Linked DNA regions of Homo sapiens: all the other regions are linked to region 2. Evidence: read pairs that join two places in POLR2A ChIA-PET (ENCODE). Cell type or tissue: MCF 10A. All regions are shown on one strand. Region 1 overlaps RGS8 (regulator of G protein signaling 8). Region 2 overlaps LAMC2 (laminin subunit gamma 2). Region 3 overlaps LAMC1 (laminin subunit gamma 1).

Region 1 (4,000 bases), 530 kb before region 2:
TCCATATTACACACACCCTGACCTCCTTCCAGCTGCCCTCAGATGTGTCTATTTAAGGTGAATTCTTCCTCCTGTGGCCTTCCACCTATTCTTTCCCATGGACCCTCCTTTATGAACTCTATCTTTATTTTCTCTTTCTCACATGTTATTCTGCACTTAACAAAAACAATGTTCATCTCTTTTATTTAAAAAAATTCCCCTTGGGAAACACCCTTGGGTGTTTCTCCTTTTATCAGCAAAACTGCTTGAAAGAGTCTCCTCTGCTTCCTCACTTCCTATCCCCTCCTAACCCCTTTGCCATTTGGCTTCCATTCCCACCATTCCCCCGAAACACAGCCTCCATACTGTGAGGTTCAAGTGGAAATGTTCCAGTACTTGTCTTTATGAACCTCTTTGCTGCCTTTGCCATGGTGACCATTCATTTCTTGGATCTCTCTCTTTTGACTTCCCAACATTACACTCCCCTGGCTGCCCTTCCCCTTGGTCTCCTTTGCTGGCTCCTCCTCCTCTGTCCACCCCATAAACACTGGTATTTTCCTTCCTCTCTAATCTTAGCTTCCTGCCTCTCTCACCTTGCATGCTACTTGGGCAATCTCATCCTTGCCCATAGTCCTAACTACATTGGGTATATTGACCATTTCTAAATATTTTTGTCCAACTCTAGCCCCTCTCCCATCATGTAGACACCAATAGCTCCCAATCATGTAGACTCCGATAGTCCTTGGGTTGCTGAACATACCCCTCAGATATCCTACAGGCCTAACAACTGCAAATATATCTAAATAATGGACACATCATATTCCCATCTTTTCTTGGCCCATTTTATCCGCCGCCCTCACCACGCCCACCTCCCACTCCACCCGCACCCCCTACACACACATATAAACCTTGGCTTCCTCTGGAATTGCTGATCTCAGTTTCTGGCACCACCATCTACTGAGTAACTCAAGCCAGAAATAGGAAAGTAATTACAGGCAACTCCCTTTCTCTCATCTCCTGTCGACAACCAATTACCAAATCATACTGATTAAATCTTTCATAGTTTTCAAATCTGTCTCCTCCCCTCCATCCTCGCTACCACTGCTCTGGCTCATGTCCTTACGGTCCTGGTTCACGTCCTCACAGTCTCTGGTCCCCATGAGACAGCCTATTTTCTTAAATTCAGCTCCAATCTGCAGCCATAATCACCTGGTTAGTCACAAACATGACTGCATTTCCTTCTCCTCAAAACCTTTAAGCCCTCCTACTCTAGGGATAAAGTTCCAGCTTAAGAAGGATCCTGATACACAAACACCCCAAGGTCTGGCTACCTTGAGAGTCACCTACCACTTCCCTGGCTTGTCCTTCAGGCCCCAATAACTCTACACTTTCCATAATCATGAGCACATATCACAGGGTTCCATGGCTTTGGGCCTCCTTTATTTCATTTCCTCTGCCCAGAATGTCCTTGATCTGAGTGAGTCCTGCTCATCCTCAAGCTGCACTTCAGGACGACTTCTCCAAAAGCCTCACCTGAACACCCAAGTTCAGGAAATGCCCTCTGTGCTCCTATGGCTTCCAGGCACACTTCTCTATGTCAGCACCTGGCATAGCTAGGTACCTGCAACTCTCTTCTCCTAACCAGATCCTAAGTTCATCAAGGGCAGAAAGCATGGGTTCATTCATTCATTCATTCATCTGACTAACATTTAAGTGTCTCCTATGTGCCAAGCAAGGTCCCAGGCATGGGTACATTACATTCCCTATGTACATTGCCTAGGTAAAAAACGTATTTTTCATCTCTACACCTCCAAAATGTAGCACGGTCCCCGGCAACAGGAAAAGGCTCAGTTAATGTATGTTGAGCTGACACGAGCCCCCCAGCAGGTAGGTGAGGAAACTGTGTTTGGTGTAGGATGCTGGCCAACAGAGACAGTGTGGAGTCACAGAGTGGCACAGGCTCCAGGGTCAGCAACAAGGGTTCAAGCTCCAACTCTGCCCCTTTATGGCAGGCTCTCCTTGGCTTAGGACCTTGCCTTCTCATCTCTGAAATCAGAATTACTAAGGCAATGCCCACTTCCTGTGTTACTGCAAGAATTCAGTGAAATATATAAGTAAACATGGGCTGTAAATCACTTAGGCTTATGAAAACATTGAGTCACAGGGAGAACATCAGAGTCCGAGAAGGCAGAAGCCCCACACCCAGTGGGGAGAGGTGTGGAGGCTGCATGGATGGGACAGGAGGGCCAAAGGTGGAGAAGCAGAGGGATGTAGTTTTCAAAGCCATGGAGCTGAGAGGCAAGCATGAAACCCTGTCACAACTGAAATGTGGCTTTCCCTCCTATCGCTCAGTGCCAGGGTGCTGGTTATCAATCTCTTCCCCTTCTCAGATAGTAACAAAAGCTTTACCATTTGCCATCAGAGTCTACAGCTGTGGGCAGAGAGCAGCTTCAGCACTCTCCCCCTTCTCTGAATATAAAATAAGCTCTTTCTAATCCTCCATTTTTAATGACTTCAGGCAATGGCTTTCATGTCCTCACTCCTAGCTCCATTCTAGCCAGACACCTAGAATCACGCAGCAAGGAGAATCCACAGCCATCAGACCCAGGAGTGGGGTTCGGCCACAGCAACAGCAGCAGGGAATAGTGGAGTGGAGTCTGGGACTCTGGGGACAGTTCTCCCACTGGTATTTGCTCCGAAATTCACACAGAACTGGGAACTGAGAGCACTCAGTGAGACGCCTTGCTTGCGGGCATGTGCTGGTGCACGTTAATGTCTGAGCTGGAGGCGGGAGGAGGGACGAGGGCTGTGTGGGTGCACTCCGATGCACGGAGATGCTGAGCAAATTCCCCCTGACACTTTTCCTTGAGAGACAAGGCCCTGGGAGGAATCAACCTTAAGCCACTCAGCTTTTCTGAGACCCTCTTCCTTCTAGAACCTTTTACTGCTGAATTCAAAAGCCTTTGGGAAATTCCATACAGAGAACACTGACCAATTCCATGCAGAGAACACTGGCAAAGGTTCTGATGATGATGCTGATATTTCTTGGACGTGAAAAATACCCCCCAGGCACAGAGGGGAAGCAAGAAAGCATTTCTGACATCTCTAGAAATGTAGGTGTTTGGACAAAGAAGAAACCAGAAAGCATAAAACAGAGAGCCTGGAATAGAATAGACAGGAAAATTGTTCTAAGTCATAAAGTCATTATATTAACAAAACTTACATTTGTATAGCGCAGTCACAAGCTGGGTTGTGCTATACAAATGTGAGTTTTGTTACTTATAATCACAAGTCACAAGTTGGAGCTGGGATTGAGAAAGGAAGATGGAGAACAAAAAGGACATTTGAGGCTTAGCACCTGCTAAGTTGGAAGAACAGGCATATTTCTGCACCCTTGCTCCTGGCAAGAGTGGTGGGCTTAAAGGTTCTGAAGGGTCTGTTAGAGAGTAAATGGGGATGATGATACAAGGACAGGTGCTTTCACTTCTCTGGCTGAACTTCCTCGAGTTTTTTTTACCCCCCTTGAGCCTCAATTTGTTCTAGGAAGTTGGGAGAATTAAACAGCATCATGTGGGCAAGTACCTGGCAAAGTTGTTCAGCACATCTTGACCACTGGGAGCTATCATTCCTTTCAGCTGATCCTCACAAGCTCCTTTGAAAGTGAGCCAGACACTTGTTATCACTCATTTTACAGATGAAGCTGCTCAGTGGCCCTGAGTGGAGGGCCCAGGGTAATTCAATTAATGGCCCTAAGAAGACTTGAACCCAGGACCTCCAGTACTTTTTCCACCCCAACTCTGCCTATTCAGCTCATGCTGCTGCTGACCCATGGCTGAGATCCACACTTGGAGGGTTTTTCTTAACAGAAAGATGAGGGTTTGGCTCAGCTGTCCATCCACACTCTTGCTCTGTCCTCTAAGAGCCCCTTGCTATAGTGGCATGGCTGTTGTGACTAAGGAACCATGTTCTCCAGGTCAGAGTTCACTGACCCACGGGAGAAAGACCTTCACCTAACTGGCAT
Region 2 (4,000 bases):
CACTTTGCGAGTCTCTTTGGAACATCTGCAGGATGGGCTTCCTAGATACTTGAGAAAGGTCATTCTTCATGGGACACTTGGCTTTGGGAGGAGACATGTGCCCAGACGGTCACGTCCACTCCTTTGCCTTGACGGGCACCGGTGGGATGGGTGTTGTGTATCTTGAGCAGCGACACCATCGGCTAATAGCTGTGCTGAGTCCGCAGCTGCCCATCCTCAGGTCTCCGTGAGCCCACACACTTGCTCTGTGGGATTGCAGTGTTTTGAAATGAACTCCTTGCAAACATTTAAATCAGAAATATCCGCATAAAAATGTAATTTAACATTTTGGGTTTCTCTCGAGGAACTGGACAGTCTGGCAACCCTGAGCCCATGTTCTCCCAGACAGCAGCCCACCAGCATTGCATAGTGCCTACTTCCTTTAAGTGGAGCAGGCGTCCCCGGGGTCCCTGCACTGCCAATTGCACTCCCATATCTTCCTCCCGCAAGGAGTGTAGGTTACCATATAGTACTCATGCATAATTTCTATCAATAATAACATAAACACCTGCTAGAACAGTTCCTGAGGTGTTTTTTTTTTTTTTTGACGATCTCTTTTGTATGCTTCCTCCCCAGTCTGTGATTGCAATGGGAAGTCCAGGCAGTGTATCTTTGATCGGGAACTTCACAGACAAACTGGTAATGGATTCCGCTGCCTCAACTGCAATGACAACACTGATGGCATTCACTGCGAGAAGTGCAAGAATGGCTTTTACCGGCACAGAGAAAGGGACCGCTGTTTGCCCTGCAATTGTAACTCCAAAGGTAGCTGAAAAGGACGGAAAGAGGGAGAGGGAGATGGAGCAGTGGGGAGACAAGAGGGAAGGAAGGAAGGAGGAAAAGAAGAAGGAAGGGAACAACGGAGGAAAAAGAAAGAAAACAGGGAAAGCAAGCAGGCCAAGAGGGAGATGTTCAACCTCACCAACAACTGGGAACCTACCAGACATTGGTCTTTTTAGCAGTTTCAATCTGAAAGGAAACATGTTTCTCTTAAGTAGGGGTTGGTGGAACCAGTTGGGACCTTGAGGGCATGTTGTCTTGAATTCTAATACAAAGAGTCACATTATTAACTTTTCCAGGCAGGTGACAGTCTTTTGCAAGCAGATGACAAAGGAAGCTTGCACTCTTTCAGGGATAGTTCTTCATATCCATAGCCATCCATTTGACCAACCTCTTGAAAAATAAGGAATTAGAAAGATCTGTTTCTAGTGCTGTGCTAGGTGCTAGCAATATGAAGTTGTACTAATAAAGGAGACAGACAAGTAAACAGGAAAATTGAAGTCTTTCATTAGGTTGCTAAAAAGATAAAACAAAATAACAAATAGGAAACACCTAATGGGGTGGCTGGTTCATAGGAGAGCTAGTTTGTTTTTTTGTTTTGTTTTGTTTTTTTGAGACAGGGTCTCACACTGTTGTCCAGACTGGAGTGCAGTGGTGCCATCTCGGCTCACTGCAACCTCCGCCTCCTAGGTTCAAGCGATTCCCCTGCCTTAGCTTCCTGAGTAGCTGGGATTACAGGCACCCACCACCACGCCCAGCTAATTTTTTGTATTTTTAGTAGAGATGGGGTTTCATTATGTTGGCCAGGCTGGTCTCGAGTGCCTGACCTCGTGATCCACTTGCCTCAGCCTCCCAAAGTGCTAAGACTACAGGTGTGAGCCACCGCGCCTGGCTAGTTGTTTTTTTTTTTTTTTTTAAAGTATCCCACACAGTGCTATATTCATATAACTGTAGGTCTTTGCTGTACACACAGATACATACACTGTGCTGTATTCATTGTGGACAGACAGTAAAGACAAGTTAGTAAATATAAAGGGGGAGAGAGAGGTGGTTCTGTAAATAAGATTTTTTTTTTAAACGGTTCATTTGTCTATTATCTTTCTGGCATTATCTACTTTTCTTTGCTAGAAAGTGTTTAACAGCATCCTGTGATAAATATTGATCCACTTAAAGCATACAGCCTTATTGCATGGCAATGACTTAGTGTAGTAGGTCTGTGGAACCAACTGATAGCTGCAGCTTGAAAGAATCTAAAAATGGGCAGATTCTGGTGCAGCCATGAGTTGCTGGTAGAGTGGTTTGGGAGTCTTATAGAAAACTGGGTGACCCTGTGGTGAGATAGGCCCATATCGCAGCAGTCACCCCCCAAATTCACCTAAGTTGCTGTCACAATGTGGTTTGACTCAGATTAGTTTAGCTTTGTTGTGTGGAATTTGCATCCAGAATCTTTTGGATTTAGCAGTCCTCCCTATGAATCAAAGAACTTCATAAAAAAATTAAAAGACAAATTATTGCATTTTAATGGGCATTTAACCTCTCTGAAGAGCTCCTATTGCCTTAGGTCATGCAGCTTCATTGTGAGTCACCAGAGTTGGGTCATCCCAGTGAAATGATCAGTGAGAATGAAACTAGAAATTTAATTGGCTCAGCTTGAAAGCCTGGCCTGAAGACAAGGTTATTAGTCTCAGGGTAGACCAGGAACCTGCTGCCTAGCACAGAAGGATGGTAAAGAAGGATTTACCATGTCATCTCTTCTGTTTCAGCATGTAGTCTACTGCTTGCCCAGTGGTAAGGGCAAGTGAAACTGGCTCCTTCTTTTTATTTGGGTAATAGATATCCCAGACTCAGTGGGAACAGCTTGGCAGGAAGTGGTGGAGCCCAGTATTGATTTATGTCTTATATGATAGTTAACATGTGCCATGTGCCAACCCTGGGCCAGGCACTTTTCTAGGTGCTTTTAATCCAGTAATTAATTAATCTTCACAAATAACTAAAGAGGGGGCTATGTTTTTTCCCATTTCACAAATGATGTAGCAGAGACTTAGGGAGGGAGGGGAAGAAACTTGTCCAAGGTCATAGAGCTAAGGGGCAGAGTAAGAGTTCAGGACCAGGTTTGTTGACATCAAAGGTAATAATGTAGAGTACAGTGGTGGGTTATGGAGCCAGGCAGCCAGGGTGCAAATCTGGACACAACCACCATCATCATTAGGTCACTCTGGGCAGGTTCCTTAACCTCTTGCTGCTCCAGCATCCCCATCTGTTAAAGAGTGTTCATGATATTCATGTCATGGGATCCTGTGGAGATAAAATGGTGTTTGACAAGCACATGGCGGGCAACTCAGTAAATTGTGAATTGATGTAGTTGTTTTTCTTATTAAGACAGTGGGGAAACTGAGACCTAGAAAAATTAATGAATGGCCTAAAGTCTTCCAGCAACTGATTGCAAGAACTAAAGTTGTAAGCCAGATCTTCTGATCAAGAATAATTCTCTTATTCCCTCCATATGAAAGAAAAAAAAATCAGAATGGCATTTTTCAATGCCCAAAAGCAGACAATTTATGTGTACACAAAAAGCTTGATGGATATTATTTCCTAAGATCTGACTAATGCTTTATAATTTTCCAAAACATTATCATAGATGATGTCCTTCTTAGTCCTCATAACAGTCTGACAACAATGTGTTAACACATCCACTGTTAAAGAGATGAAGAAACTGAACTTTCAGGGTCCAAACTGCAGAGGCTGAAAGACACATTGGTGACAGAGACTGTTCCCACCATGTGCTGTCCCCAGCTGCTCCTCAGCTGCACATGTCACCAAACCACTAGCACAAGTTTAATTCCCTATGTGATTTCTCAGTATCCCAATTAGCCAGAGGATATTTTTCACTTTCAGATAATAACTTGACAGGGAAATCTGTTGTATATTCCATTTCAAATGCAAAATAACATGTCTTACAAAAAAATGCTATCATTACATGTATGTCAAATGAAGCCAATGGCATTAATAAACCCCAGAGTAGTCACCAATTTTGGACTTTATATCGATTTCCCAAAAATGCAGAAATTAGGCTTATTTTTAGATTATGACTTTGTGGGCTCAGCAACAGGGCTGAGTTACCTTCAGCTCTTCCAACCACATATTTAAGCCCTGATAACCTTTTGCAGATACTTTGAAATTC
Region 3 (4,000 bases), 150 kb before region 2:
AGGGTGACTGAATTTTACAATGCTTTGCATTTTGTACATCTTTATATGTGTCTGCTTCTTGAAATCATTGCTTTTTGTGATAAAGACCCATCTATGGTTATTTCAATTTGCTTGGCAGGTGTATATTTAAGTCTGGTTTTGTTTCTTCTAGACAGTTATTTGATAATAGAGATTCATATTGTTTTCTGTCTCCAGCAAATACTCACTGAAATGAAGAATGATGGATTTGGTGATTTGGGAGTCTGGTGTGTGAAAACACATCTTAAAGGATTCAGGTTTAAGTTTTTTAGTTCTTATACACGGTTCCCATTTTTCTGTAATGTCTTCTTATGTCTCAATATGTAAATATTTTGTCTTTACTTATACTAATGTTTCTTGTTACCCAAATTATCTCCTAAGACTGTTTATGTAGACTTGAAATATTTCTTCTGTCTGTGGGTGTGGGTGTGAGTACCTTCCCAAAAACATCCAGGAATTTTTGCCCACCTACTTGGTTTCCCTGGAGCATGAAAGAAGGTGATTAATGGGGTAGAAAAAAATTCACAAAAAGCCACCAACAAAAAGCTACCTACATGTTTACATGTATTTTAAAGGAAAAGCCTGTCAGCTGCAATCAAAGCAGCAAGGGCTCTTCAAGGAAGGTAATATCTATATGTTGTTCTGTTTTATAACATGTAAAATTTTCTCCCCTTGGGAAAAAACGTCTCACAGAAGATTTTCTTGCAAGATGACTATGATATGACAGGCTCTGTTTTTGTTATGCATAGGCAGTTGCTTCTATTGTGTTCCCTGCAGCCTAGTGCGTGTGTATTTTCTTAGACTCATCTGGTAGTGAAGTGGCCTCTAGCTCAGGTCTTCACAGGCAGAACATCCATGCTTTGAGGAGGCTGTATTAGCAAAATAAGAAACCTACTCAGAGATAAGGGAGAAGCTTCATTGTTGATGCTGTTATTAACTCAGGCTCAGCTTCCTGGTTTGAGAGATGTTCTGAATACATATTGATGGATGGGTTATTAATACATTACATCATGGTGGAACTTGGCATCCCAGACTGGATAAGCCCACTTGCCCTGTTATATACCAGCATTTGTGGTTTGTATTAATAACTCTGTAATCCCAGCTACATGGAAGGCTGAGGCAGGAGAATTGCTTGAACCCAGGAGGTGGAGGTTGCAGTAAGCCAAGATCATGCCATTCTACTCCAGTATGGGCAACAGGAGCAAAACTCTGGCCCAATAATAAAAATAACTAACCCAGATTGTGTGACAGGAGATAATGGAAATGATCTGAGTGGCCACCTAATTTCAGTGAAGGAACTAGCCAAGGTAAGTGACTTGCTCAGTGTAAGTCCACAACTAATTTGTGGCCACTCAGGACATTGAACTGGGTCTCGGAGCAAATTATAAGATAGGTAAAACAGAGGGGACACAAACGTGGAATAGTGAGAGGGTGAGGAGAGTGCAGTTCAGGCTGGGATCGTGTGTGGCATATTCGTAGGAAACCACAGAATCTGAAGTTAGTTAGGTTTGGATTTCATTTACCACTTACAAACTACGTGCATCAGAGTAAGAAATTTAATTTCTCTGACTGTAGGTTCCTTGATTATAGAGATGTTGTAAAGATTAAATGAGATGACACGTTGGAAGTTTCTGGCACTGTGTAGGGGACATCACATGTTCCATGATGGCAGCTGTTATTGTTCTGGTACCTGAAGTGGGAAGGGGAGCAAGGAAGGAAACGTGAGGATTGTGATAGTAGGGAGGGCTCTGTTGATTTTGAAAGGAGAGTCCTTTCAAAGCAAGCCTTTAGAAACCTCACATCTGATCATGCCACTCACTGTCTGCTTAGAAATCACCCTTGGCCCCTCATCATGTAGCTAGACTTTTAAGTCCTTGTGAATGTGCCTTTCCCACTTGCTCCTTGCAATCCATTTGTGCTGTATCTCTGGCAGTTCCTGGAACATGACATGCATTTTCATTTTCATCTTAAGTAGTATGGCATGCACCAATAGTTCCAGCTACTCAGGAGGCTGAGGCAGGAGGATTGCTTGAGCCCAGGAGTTCAAGGCCAGCCTGGGCTACATAGCAAGACCCCATCTCAAAAAAGAAAAAAAAAAAAAAAGCAATTACCCCTTTACCCTGTCCCTCTGTCCTGCATTTGCCATCCTTTAAGACTCAATTCAAACTTTATTTCTACTGTGCAGTCTCTTGGACCAGGCTCTCCTCATGTCTTACTTTCTCTTGCAGTGACTCACTACGCCTATTGTGTTTCCATAGTACCCTGTACACAATATTACAGTGCTTACTACACTGTGTCCTAACGATTTGTTTACATGTCTGACTCATAATTATCATTACATTCCCTGGGGACAAGAGCTAGATCTTAATCATGTTTGTATTCTTAGCACTAAGTTGATGCCAGACACACAGTAGGCACTTATTAGATGCTTATATGACCGAATGAATGGGTGAAAAGCAGAAGTAGAGAAGTTATCTTAAGTTGATATAACAGTATGAGCAAAATATGGATGCAAAATCAGTGCTATTGTGATGGCAAGAATGAGACAGTTTGAGAAAATATCGTGTTGAGAAGTAGGTTTGTGTAAAATAGAGATAGGAAGATATGATCACTTCATGAAAGGCTTTGAATATGAAGCTGACCAATTGAGATGTGTTAGGAAGGGTAGCCATTTTAGTTTTTTTGTCAGAAGTGACATGGTTAGATAGCAGAGTTGCAGGAAAATTAGTATAATGGTAGTAGGTTAAGTTATTGTAGCAATCCAGATGTGAGTTAATGAGGGATAGGACTAGGGTGATGTCGATCAGAAAGGCAAAAGGAGAGACACTGAAAACAGCAAACCACAAAAACTCTGGCAAACCAGTTCACTTTTAGATATCTCACATTTTGGTGTGCCAAGGTTCCCAGCCCCCATACTCCCTTCAAAAATAAAGTCCTTTCCATTTTAGTCTTTGGTTATTAGTGTGTGAAAACTCTGCCTAAATCCTGAACTTTCTACTCTGATTTGTCAGAGGAACAGTTCTTTCAGTTTTAATTTTTGTCTTTAGATTTTTTGGTTGGTGTTTTTTTTTTCTTCCCCTAGGCTCATCTGTATAGGACTGTGAGCCCAGAAGGAAAGTTGGGAAATAATTTGTCAGTATTCTTTGGCATTTACAAGATGTTCCTATAGTCTCATTATAACATGGTTTCCTGACATTTTGTTATGGTTGTTGTTGATAGTGCTTTTTGGAAAACAACATCTATATCTTTTTTTCTTTTTTAAAAAGTGCTTATATCTTTTAAGTTTTATGTTACTTTGAGATATTACTGTAAGTTCTTTTGTTCATAGATTATGAAAAATGTCAAAAGGAATTCTAATCAGAAATCAGTTTTGCTCTGTGAATTTGTACATTGAAATTTAAATGATTCTAGTTAATACATTCTGTCTCTTATTTTCATTTAATGTTGAGGTGAATACACACATGTAAGGCCATATAAGAAGAGAATAACTAATGAGTGCCTATTCTGTCCAGTCTTGGGCTTCACAGACATCATTTATATTGAATGCTCATAATACCTGATAAAGTAAATATTAATAATCTAGTAAGGCAATTAAGACTTTGGGCAATTAAATTCTCACTGTACGTCATTGGGACATGGCAGAGAAGGAAGCCTATGTCTTTTTCTGACTATAGTGCCAGTTGACTCTGCACGTTTGCATACAGCAGTTCTCAGATCTTCTTAGTAACAGAATCCTTTATCCCATGAAATCAGACTCCCAATATATAAAACAGGTAAGAATAGTGTTCAGTTATATACGTTTATTGTATTTGGTACGTTAAATTTAAGGTGGAAATCTATGTTTCAATCTTCACTTGGTTTCATCTTAAAACTTATTTCTATATATTTTGTTTGCAAAATTAAAAAAGTTCAAAGTTTCAAAGATACGAAGATTCTAATAGCTTTTTTGCTGCATCAATACTATTTTCTTGTCAGAACATGA

Evidence for each region. ChIA-PET counts read pairs that join two places held together with the same protein. Peaks named below come from ENCODE experiments on the same cell type or tissue, not always from the same donor. Only the 100,000 strongest peaks of a DNase experiment are listed, where the experiment ranks them.
Region 1: POLR2A ChIA-PET joins it to region 2 with 6 read pairs; 1 of 35 experiments calls an interaction of 5 or more read pairs at or near these places.
Region 3: POLR2A ChIA-PET joins it to region 2 with 5 read pairs; 3 of 35 experiments call an interaction of 5 or more read pairs at or near these places.

What each region holds. Positions count from the first base shown.
Region 1 is chr1:182,678,967-182,682,966 of GRCh38, forward strand. The region is part of intron 1 of RGS8 (regulator of G protein signaling 8); the gene reads right to left. Among named protein-coding and RNA genes, the nearest start is that of RGS8, 3.6 kb to the right of the region's middle. In MCF 10A, no CTCF peak of the experiment used is centred here; a DNase peak (open chromatin) is centred at 2,125.
Region 2 is chr1:183,207,266-183,211,265 of GRCh38, forward strand. LAMC2 (laminin subunit gamma 2) reads left to right here. Exons shown (of 23, transcript NM_005562.3): 2 at 616-804. Among named protein-coding and RNA genes, the nearest start is that of LAMC2, 23 kb to the left of the region's middle. RefSeq lists an enhancer at 2,434-2,563. In MCF 10A, no CTCF peak of the experiment used is centred here; a DNase peak (open chromatin) is centred at 2,426.
Region 3 is chr1:183,058,288-183,062,287 of GRCh38, forward strand. All of the region lies in intron 1 of LAMC1 (laminin subunit gamma 1), which reads left to right. Among named protein-coding and RNA genes, the nearest start is that of LAMC1, 37 kb to the left of the region's middle. RefSeq lists a silencer at 2,308-2,357. In MCF 10A, no CTCF peak of the experiment used is centred here; a DNase peak (open chromatin) is centred at 2,304.